Linked DNA regions of Homo sapiens: region 1 is linked to region 2. A link is a loop called in an ENCODE intact Hi-C map of the cell type or tissue named here. Cell type or tissue: natural killer cell. All regions are shown on one strand. Each heading gives the region's core, and the rest is flanking DNA. Links, peaks and the distances in the headings are about the cores only.

Region 1 (5,368 bases), core at 291-5,290, 46 kb before region 2:
ATGGGATGTCCCATGGAAAGAATCAGACAGGGTAGTGGCTGAAGGGGGCTGAGCTGCTATAGCTTAGACACGAGGGGTGCTGGAGTGGGACCTGACTGACGAGGAGGAGCGGAGCTGCAGGAAGTGCACCCGAGAGCAGACTGCATGGAACCAAAGGGTGTGCCGGATTCATGGGGGTGAGGGTGGCTACTGTATCTGGGACCCAGAGCCTCAGACTTTCAGGTGGCTAGTGTGTGGGAAATGGGCCATGGGAGGGTTGGAGCAGACGCCGGGACCAGCCAGATCCCAGGAGATACAAGGGGAGAGGTGAGGGTGGGCCAGGGACTCCTTTCCTATTGTCTGTGACTGCCAGGTCCCCTGGCCTGTGGGGCCACCCATTCTGCCTGGGGTCCCTCTGCCCAACAATGCGCCTGGTTGTCTGTGGCCCTGCAGCTCAGCCGCTCCCCTCCCTGGTTAGCGACAGGATTCCCCTGCCGGCAGCCAATGAGCGGCTGTCATAGCGGTTCCATTTTAGATTTTATCAATGTGTCCCCGTCGCCCAGGCAACGGCAGGCGCTGGGCGACCCTGTCAGTCTTCCTTCGCCTGCCTTTCAGAGCCCAGCTGCCCCCACCCCAAGCACCATGTGGCTACATGGTGAGTTTTCCCTCGCACAGGCCGAACAGGGATTCCGCCAAACGTAATTTATCTGGCAAAAGAGGCCAGTGTTTGCCTGTCATCTGGCCCCCTCCCTACCTGCTCTCCCTGGGTCTTCCTGGCCTCAGCCACTCTGGGCCAGCCAGGCGGGTGTAGGACTGTCCAGCCAGTGCCGGCCCCACCACCCGGAGCCCCAGGGCCTGGTTGGAAGAACAGACTTGCAGAGCCACCGTCAGGAGCCCTAGCATCCAGACCCCCCAGGATGATGGACTGGGGGCCCCCACAACTTGATACAGCCAGAGCTGCCTTGGTGTGTCCCAGGGACCCCCAGGGAAGCCCTCGGAGGCACCAGCTAACAGAGACAGCAGCAGCATGAGCCGGGCCAGGCGAGCTGCGTGAATGAGTTGCTAGGCTTTTGTGCTGGCTGCTCTTTGTATTGGAGGCGTGTACTGTACAAGCTGCGCCGGGCGGGCTGGGCCATGTGAGTGGGGGCCGCCGTGGCAGGGACCAGGGCGGGCCGAAGCAGCCGGTTCTCCACCTCCCACTAGCCCCTCTCCGTGTCTCCGCGGAGACGTTACCGTGGTCCAGCTGGAGACCAAAAGGTGAAAATGCTCAAGTTCAAGGCCTTTTGCCTGGATTACTGGCAGTTCCTGTGCCTACAGCCCCTGCATGGAGCCTACAAAAGGTAAGTCGACCCTCTGGGGAGAGCCTTGGCCACTAGGGCAATGGGACCTGGAGAGAAAGTTCGCCCTGATCCTGCCCGATTGCAGGGCTTCCTCCTCTTGGCGGAGGGTCCCCGTCACTGGCCAAGACCAGCAGCAGCGTTTGTCGTGGTTCACTTTGCAACTGGGCTTAACTATTCTTTCCTCTCCCTCTGGCCTGAAACTGGTAGAGTTTCTGCAGAGAAAGAGTCACCCTGGACTGCTCTGTGGCCAGGCACTGTGTTTCATTGTTCCTTGCTGCCGGGGTGAGCCCTAGGCAGGGAAGCTGCACCGGCCCGGGGTCCCCGGCCTGCTCTTTCCCGGTACACTTGCTCCGACCTCGTGGGCTGGATGACTCAAGGGTTGGCCTGCCTCCTCCCTAAGCACAAGTTTGGGGAGGCAGAGTTGGGGGTCCCCTGGTCAGGAGATCAGGAGCCCGAAGTTCAGTCCCTTTCCTGGCTGCGCGATCTTGGGCGAGTCACTTTCCCTCTTTAAGCCTGTTTCCCAACTGTAGGGATTCGGATTTGATGACATGGATTTGGGGACTGCTCCCTGAGGTGACAGGGGCTGCAGGCACCACAAGCCCGAATGTTCATACCTCCGGCAGGTTCTTCCGAGCGTGTGTGTTCTGTCCAGTGCACACCTTGGTCAAGAAAGAACCACATCCGGGCCAGCAGGAGATCATCATGGAGCCGTCGCCATGGTCACCTTGAACGGCGTGTTATTAAAGACCTGGAGGAGGGAATTGTCCCGTCTATTCTGAGGGAATTAGTTTTTCCTGATTTCACACTCTGTGAAGTCTGCGGCCATTAGCATACGAGCAATTCTGGGAAAGTGTGGGAGCTTTTCTTCTTCCTTCCAGTGGGCTTTCTCCAAAGGGGGCGGGCACGGAGGGTCTCACGGCAGCTGTAGAAAGGAAGTCCCTGCTCTTGGGAGGGTGCCAGCGAGAGAGGCCTGTCCTGCGTCTGATTAGTGCAAGCCACATCAGAGAGGAGCCCGACACCCAGTGGGCCCTGAGCGCTGTGGTGCAGCCTTTCACCCCACCCCCCGCCCCCAGGCTTGTTCATGCGGCCTCAGGAGGGCATGTCCGGCTGTCAGTGATTCGGTGTCTACCGCGGTGGGGCACTTTATATACTTAATTGTTCATCCTCATCCCTCCTGCAAAAGAAGCATTAAAGCCCCTGTGCGCAGGTGAGCAGAATAAAACCAGAGGGCAGGCAACTGCAGAAGAGTGGCCACGAGATCTGACCCCTGTCTTTCCTGTCTCGAGATGCAATCTCTCTTGAATGTCTACAGTCTCAGTCCATGCAGACGCCGGAGTCCTGGGCCAGGCAGGGACAAATGAGGGACAGACCCTGCTCCACAGGGCTCAGCTAGCCAGGCATGAGTCGCGGTCAGAGTCTTGAAAGAGGAGCAGGGCTGGGTGCGGGGGCTTCATGGAGGAGGTGACAGCTGAGCCAGGTGGTAAAGTGTCTGGAGGAGTTTGCTGGGTTGAGATGGGGAGCACAGGTGTTCCAGACAGAGGGGAAACCACATGGGAAAAACCCAGAGGCTTTAAAAGGGAAGGGTGTCTTTGGGTCATGGCAAAAGGCCATGGAGCTGGGAAGGGGTACCAGGGGCTGGGGCTCAGGACCGGAGCCTGGGCCTTGTCCTGCATTCAGTGGGGAGCCCATGAAGGATCTTAGTGGGCAAGTGGCAAACTGAGAGTCACACTCTGGGGGCCACGTGGTCCAAGTGTGAGAGGCGTGGCTCAGGCTCTAGGAGGAACCCGTGAGAGCGCTCTTTGTCCCCTCCCCTGACCTATGGAGGTTCTTACTCAGAGCCTGTGCTCTTGTTCTTAAGCCCTGACTGTGCCTGAAAGACAAATGAGACTAATCCTTGAGGAACTCCCAACCTACAAAGGGAAAAGACCTATTAACAACTCATGAATGTTAAGAATGGGGTATAAACAGAGGGTGCACAAATTACCAGCAGCCTGAGGGAGGTCTTATTGGAAGGCTTCCTGCAGGAGGTGGCATCTGATCCGGGCCTAGACATGGGAGTTGGAATTTTCCAGACAGGGAAGGGCACTGTGGGTGGAAAACAAAGCACGAACAAACGTATGGTGTGGGACCAAGCCTCACATGGTGCATAAATGATCAGAGGTGAGGCTGAAGCCTAGGTGTGTGTCAGGGGAAGAGCTAGAAAGGAAGGTGGGGCAGGGAAGCTCAGTGAGTGTCTGCTACATGTGAGGCTTCATTCTGAGCACCAACTCTGCGCGCTAATGCCACGAAGTGGAGTCATGATTCTTCCATTTTCCAGGTGAAGAAACCAAAGCACGGGGAGAAGTAGCTTGTCCAAGGGCTCATGGCCAGTCGGTGGTGCCACTGGGATTTAACCAGGGGATCCAGCTGTGGAGGCTGCATGCTGCCAGCTGAGCAGCTCGGTCTGTCCACCCTGGCAAATGACATGCTGAGGGCTGGGGGCAGTCATCTTTCCAGCAGTTGTCGACCAGAAATAATGATAATGCATCAGCCAGGTGGGCAAGAACTCAGACTTTGTGGTCAGACCTCGCTGTGGCAGGGAGCTTAGAAAAGTCACTTTTCCTCCACAGCTGTGTAACATGGGGAAAGGGGGATGCTCAGCTCACCTCTCATGGCCCTTGTGTGGGGATTTCAAGGGTAAATGCTGGAAAAGCACTGAATATACAGCACTTAGTAGAGGCTTTGCAAGCGGCTGTCCTCACCCAAACGGATCCTTCCCCAGGAAAGCTCTGCAAATGGAGCCACTTGGCTTTTTGCCTGATGCCATATTCCGTTGTTTAAAACGGCGATCCCAAACTTAAGAGTATGAAAGGGGTGTTTTGCAGACAATGCATAATTAACCACTTCTAAACACAGGGTGTGCCAGGCTCCCTCAAAGCTGTTAATTATTCTTCATTAGTGATCTTAAGTTAATGTAAAATAATCCTGGAGCTCTGCCAGAGGCTCGGGCAGGGGAAGGAGCAGAGCCGCTTATTTCAACTAGCAAACGGAAAGAAATCTTCACGGGGCGCCTCTGCGTTCTGCCTTGGTTGTGGGGAGATGCCTCTATAGACTCTTTAGCTCTGGCCCAAAGGCCATTGTGGGAGGCGGCAAGCCCTCTCCCAAGTTCCCAGAGCCCAGCCGACCTCAGGGTACTTTGGTTAATGAAATAGTTCAGGTGGGAAGAAAATATGGAGGAGAGTAGTATACCCATCGCCCAGCTTCCAAAATAAGCTGTTAATGGTGTGGTGGACTGCCCCTGTGGGCCACCCCACAAATCTTATCCCTTTCCTGCTTCCCCAGAGCTAAGCCTAAACAGTCCCTCTTGTTTGGTGTGTAGATTTCCCATGCACATTTTTTTAAATTGCTGTAGGTACATAGTAAGTGTATATATTTATGGGGTACGTGAGATGTTTTGACACAGGCACGCAATGTGAAATACACACTTCATGGAGAATTCATGGCTTAGTGAGCTTGCTTTCCAAAGTGGCCCTGGCAGTATGTAGCCTTACCAGCAGTGGGTGAGAGTCCTGTGTCCCTACATTCTTTCCCCCGACATTGAGGGTATCCATCCCCTCAAGCATTTATCCTTCGAGTTACAAATAATCCAATTATACTCTTTCAATTATTTTTAAGACGTACAAATCAGTTATTATTGGCTATAGTCACCCTATTGTGCTATCAAATAGTAAGTCTTATTCACTTACTCATTCCTTCTATTTTTTGTATTCATTAACCATACCTACCTCCCCCTCTGTCCCCCGACTACCCTTCCCAATTCTGATAACTGTCCTAGTCTCTATGTCCATAAGTTTAATTGTTTTGATTTTTAGATCCCACAAATAAGTGAGAACATGTGATATTTTGTTTTTCTGTACCTGGCTTATTTCACTTAACATCATGACCTCCAGTTCCATCCATGTGGTTGCAAATGGCTGGATATCATTTATGGCTGAATAGTACTTCATTTTATATATATATATATATATATATATATATATATATACACACACACACACATATATATACTT
Region 2 (5,368 bases), core at 253-5,252:
AAATCACCTAAGGACACATTTCTCAGAATGTATCCCCATCATTAAGCACTGCAAACCTGATTGTTTAAATATAAAGACATGTCAAGAAGAGACTTCAATTGGCCCATCAGCTTGTGCCCAGATAACCCCTGTTGACCTTTTAAAAATCAATTATTACAAAAAAGTATAAAATGAAAAGTAAAAGCGCCTCACATATCCATTCCATGCACCCCTCAGTCCTCCCAAAAGGTATCCATCAATAAGAGTTTTTTTGTTTCGGCATATTTGTGTCCTTTGGGAAAATTAGGAAATTCCCACACACATCTACATAGAGCCTTTTAACTTGTACACAAAAGGATCATGATATACAGTCTTCTGTTCCTTGAATTTTTCAGTAGAAATATGACCTGGAGATCTGTCCATCCTAGGACAAAGTCCCAGTAATGGGTATCTTAATGAAGTTACTCCCTCTCCTACTGCTGGACCCTGAAGATGGCTCTTTTCTTTCGCTGTTTACTGGTACACACAGTGCTGTGTTGTCTGTCCTTGTATTTTTATATTAGCATGCTGTAGTAGCTTCGCCATACCCTTCCCGATTGGTTGCACCATCTGGCACCTCACCCTACAGCATTTTTGAGAGTGCTCATTTCTTCCCACCTTTAGCAGCAAAAGTATTAGCAAACTTATTCGTTTTTGCCAACTTGGTAGATTAAAAAATGGCAACCATGTTGTGTTTTGATTTGTATTTCTTTAATATACATTTAATTACAAGTGAGATTGAAGATCTTTCCATGAGCTGCTTGTTCATATCCTTTGCTCTTTTTTCTAATGGGTTAGTCATCTTTTTCCTATCGATTTGAAAGACCTGTTTATGTATTAGAGAAATTAACTTTCATTGCATTTTCCTCAATTAAATTCTGTCATATGTGCTGCAGCAGACATTTTTTTTCAGTTTACCATTTGTCTTTTTTACTTTGTTTATGGTATTTTGATTCCATTTACATAGTTTTAATTTTTATGCAGTTAAGTGTTCGACATCTTCCTTCACGGCTCCTGGGAATGAAAATATTTACACAGTGCATTTTGTGCAGGCTTTCCACACATTATCATAGTTAATTCTCACAGCAGCCTTGGAAGCGAGGCAGGGTGGGAATTTTTAGCTTCAGTTCCATTTTAAGGATGAGTTCAAATGAGTCTCAGAAAAGTCGTGGGACTTGCCCAGGTCCAACAGATTCTAAAACCTTTGTCATTCTCACTTCCTCACCTGCCTTCCAACCAGCCAGGTGACCTACTCCTGGCACTGACAACAAAAGTATATGGCTTCTCAGGGACTGCATTTTTAAATATTAAAACTACAAGCATCTTATCTTCCCTTAACTGCTCTTTAAAAAAAAAAAGTGTTTTTAAGAGACAAAGTCTTGCTCTGTTGCCCAGGCTGGAGTGCAGTGGTGCAATGATAGCTCGCAATAACCTTGAACTCCTGGGCTTAAGCAATCCTCTTGCCTCAGCCTCCCGAGTAGCTGGAGCACTACCATGCCTGGTTAATTTATTTTTGAGATGGAGTCTCGCTGTGTTGCCCAGGCTGGCCTCAAAACTCTTGGCTTCAAGTGATCCTTCCACCTCAGCCTCCCAAAGCACTGGGATTACAGGCATGAGCCACCACACCTAGCCCTTAAAAATATTTTTTAAACCTCCAATAATATGGAAGGGTAGAATATGCAGTGGGGATGGGACTCACATTTCAGCCCACAAGCCCATTCCCAGGGGATCCACTGTACAGTTGGCTGTGAGCACTGATAAGAAGCCATGGGCTTAACTCTTGCCACGAGGCAGGAAGACCCACCAGGAGCTGGGCCGTTCCTTATTCGTCTCTGTCACCAGTGCCTTGGGTATTCTAGGGACAACTTAGATGCTCAATAAATTCTGCAAGAGTGGGGAGTGGGGCAGTCAGGCACACTGCTTAGACGCTACAGCTTCGCAGGTGGGTGTTCAAATCCCAGCTCACCCCTTAGCTGCTGTGTGAATGTGGGCAGATGACTTTACCTCTCTGCCTCGGTGTCCTTGTCTGTAAAATTGGGATACTAGTTTCTGCCTCAAGTAAATGAATAATCCTCCTCCAGTGCTGAACAGTGTCTACATCTCACTTCTGATCCGTCTGTGCCTTTCTGGATCCATTTGCCCATTCTCACCTGACCCAGATGTCCAGGGTCATGAGATGTCAGAGGTAAAAATCAGGGTCCCTCCTTCTGTCCTTTCCTCCCAGAAGTCCAGAGGGGGAAACGTCTTGCCCAAGGTCACACAGCCCCTCGTGGCAGGACCCACAGAGCCGGGTCTCCTGACTCATGACATCACTCGCTCAGCTTCTCTGGCTGGGCCCTGGCGGCCCCGTCCCTCCGGTCTCCGGTCTCGCCGCCTCCGGGCACCAGGGGGCGCCTCGTCCCAATCGCAGCCCGCCACCTGACGCCCTCGCTCCAGACCGGCGGGGTTCCGGCTGCGGGAGAGAGGCCGCCGCTCCCGGCCCGGCGTTCAGGGCTTCCGGGGCAGGTCTGCTCTGCGACCCACCAGGGAGGGCACTCGCGCGTCCTCGCTTTCTCCTTAGGTGCACCCCCGCGGGCGCGCTCCCGCCCATATCCCTTCCAGGCCCAGCCTCTGCTATCTGCGCCACTTCTTCCCCGTCTTTGGGCTCCCTTCCGATTGTGCCCACCCCATTCTCTGTAACAGTCGCCAGGCCACCAGGGCCCGTCCCAGCATCTAAATCGAGGTCGGCTGAGGGATGGGGGCGGCACCGGCAGGCCCAGGTCCCCACCCCGTCCCCAAACAGTCAGGAGGGTGTGTCCTGGAGGGGACGCGGAGGAGCGTGGTGCAGCTGTGCGCCTCTGGGCCAGTGGCTTCCCTGCTGTGGGCCTCAGTGTTCCCATCTGCGAACTGGGGACGGCGGCGGGGGTGGGGCGTTTCGGCCGGGGCTGCAGCTTTCCCTCGGAGGAGCCGGGGGACTTGGCCTGAGGTGCGTTTGTTCGCTGTTTATTGGGGGTCTGGGGTAGTCTGAGGGAAATGCCGGGGGTCGCAGTGCCCCCGGTTCCGCGCCTGGACCCCGCGTACCCCGCTCTCCTGACCCATCCGCTGCAGCGGCTGCACCGACCTGAGCGCCCTCCACTCGTCCAGGCTCGGGTGACGTCGGCGGCCGGGGCGGCACCGTCCTCCCCGCCCCCTAGCACAGCCGCGCACGCACACACACCTTCCGAGGGGGGAAACTGAGGCCAGGCGCGGCGAGGCCACCCGCCAAGGTCACGGCGCACGGGCGGTGGGGCGGGCAGGAGGGCGGCGCGCGGGGAGGCCGCCCCGCCGGTGGCGCTGGTATCGGGCTCGGGCTCCGGCTCCGGCTCCCGAGCGCCCGCCCCCGCCCCCCCGCGCCCGGCCACCGGACGCTCTGGGGCCGCGCCGGCCGCGGGGACGGCGCGCTCTCGGCGGCTGCGGGCGGACCCGCGAGGTAGGAGGCGGGCCGGCGGGGGACGCGCCCGGCGACCGGTGCGGTGCGGGGCCCCGGGCGGGGGTCGCTGGGGCTGCAGCCGGGAATGCCCTCCGCGGGGCGGCCTGGGCGGCAGCTCCGCCCCCGGGGCCGCGGTTGCACCGACACGCAGTTGGCTCTCGGGAACCTGGGGCGCGCGGGGATCGCGGCGGGCTTCGCGGAGCGGGTCTCGGAAGGAGGTTGCGAGGCCGCAGTTGCTAAGCCCGCACCGGCCGCAGGGTTGTGGGGTTGGGGATCAGCGGCCGCCAAGCTCACGGGAATGGGGGCCGGGGCGCGCCAGCGCCAGTCTTTCTGAGCTGGGCTCTGCGGTGTCGCTCTCTGGGACTGGAGCGGTGAGGACGCAGAAGCCCCAACCTCCGCGGCTATGCAGACGGCTTATCCCGAAGCCTTGCGAACGCTAAAGGCGCGATATTGGGGGTCGGGGAGGGGCGGGGTGCTCCATCTCTTCATCAGTGCAGTTGGTTGCCTCCCCGAAGCGGGGGTACGTGAATCCAGACCCCGAGGGTCGCCATGCAAAGCATTCCCCACCCCCCGACTCCGCACTACCCTGCTTCTCTTCCCCACCCCCACCCCGCCTCCACCACCGCTGCTGCCTCCGGGCGGAGAAATCCCGCCACCGCGTCCAGGGTCCCGAGCCTGCGAGCGGGAGGTTGAGGCATCTCAGGAATTCGCTGGGAGCCACACGGACGCGCCTTGGGAGGGAGGGAGAAGCTTTGGCAGGGCTGGAGGGCTGGGTCCAACCTGGCCCTGTCCCTGCCTCCCAACCCCGTGTGACCTTGGGCAGCCCCTCCTGCCATTACCACGTGGGGAAGAGACTGGTTCTCAGTCTTGGGGTGGAGGGAGCTCTCCCGGTAGACCTCCAGGAGAGTTGGCTTAGGGAGCAGTCTTGGGGACCAGAACAGCCTTGGCGACCTCTGGACCCTGACCCATAGGGGGCAGGTGGCAGCAGGGGGATGAGGTGTAATGGGGGCTGTTGTTGGAAACCTGTCCCACCTGCCAGCCTGAGGATGAGACACTCCTGGGCCAGGGTCTTAGAGTGTGGGACCCCCGCCCCCACCGCAACCTCCCGCTACAAAACCACCTGCCCTTGGGCTCTAAGCAGGCAGGGTGGGTTGGCAGAGGTGAGTCAAGCTTCTCCCCACCCCTAATAGTCCTGGGGAACTTCCCCTCCCATGTTTCTGCCAGGCAGTTGTCACTTTAAATTGCCAAGCTCTCAACTGTCACAGCTGATCTGTTCCTGGAGCAAAGGGAGCAGAAAGGTGACAGTGGGTGTCCCCTCCCCCTGGCCTTGTCCAGGAGATGAGGCTCACAAGGACAGCAGTCGGCTCTGCCTGGTCAGCTTTGTGAGTGTTGCTCTGAGCATGCCCAGTGATCTGTGGTGGTGAGGGACCTGTCCTAGACTGGGAGCAGGGGTCTGGTTGTGCACTTTGATGAGCCACCGTTTCATTTTGTGGTCAGGCTCCACCAGGCAGTGGACACATTGGCCTGTGCAGCCCCCTCTGAACAATTCTGAATTAAGGTGACACAGGAATAGCTTTCTCGTCACCCTCCCCTGCCCCCAGTATGATGCCCACCTCCTCATTACAGTTGGCAAGATGGCCAGGCTGCTGAAGCCATGTGCAATTAGAGCCCAGAAACCAGATTTAAGGGGAAAGAAGAGAAATTGCCTTAGCGGTGCCATCTCCTCCCACCCCCCACCCCCCACAGGAAAAGATAAACTGAGAGGTGACTTGGGGTGGCCACAATGCCCACAGCCCAGCCATTAAGCATCAGTGCCGGAGGGAGCATCCCGGAGCCACCCTACTGTGTTAGAGATGGAGAACTGAGGCCAGAGAGAGGCAGGGACATGTCCAAGGTCACACA

The links. A loop is a pair of places that touch in the nucleus more often than their neighbours do. Peaks named below come from ENCODE experiments on the same cell type or tissue, not always from the same donor. Only the 100,000 strongest peaks of a DNase experiment are listed, where the experiment ranks them.
Region 1: it touches region 2 in a loop (1.8-fold over the local background); 3 of 110 quality-filtered maps call a loop at or near these places.

What each region holds. Positions count from the first base shown.
Region 1 is chr3:13,038,238-13,043,605 of GRCh38, reverse strand. All of the region lies in intron 1 of IQSEC1 (IQ motif and Sec7 domain ArfGEF 1), which reads left to right. Among named protein-coding and RNA genes, the nearest start is that of IQSEC1, 33 kb to the left of the region's middle. RefSeq lists enhancers at 1,268-1,863, 2,704-2,763, 2,784-2,873. In natural killer cell, for the core only: no CTCF peak of the experiment used is centred there; a DNase peak (open chromatin) is centred at 3,085; H3K27ac peaks cover 1,835 bases.
Region 2 is chr3:12,992,179-12,997,546 of GRCh38, reverse strand. The region is part of intron 1 of IQSEC1 (IQ motif and Sec7 domain ArfGEF 1); the gene reads left to right. Among named protein-coding and RNA genes, the nearest start is that of IQSEC1, 79 kb to the left of the region's middle. RefSeq lists silencers at 2,298-2,567, 3,218-3,267, 3,288-3,447, 5,324-5,368 and enhancers at 2,248-2,806, 2,858-2,927, 3,366-3,924, 5,324-5,368. In natural killer cell, for the core only: CTCF peaks have their summits at 2,218 and 2,419 (motif pointing right); DNase peaks (open chromatin) are centred at 2,436 and 3,716; H3K4me3 peaks cover 1,603 bases; H3K27ac peaks cover 2,048 bases.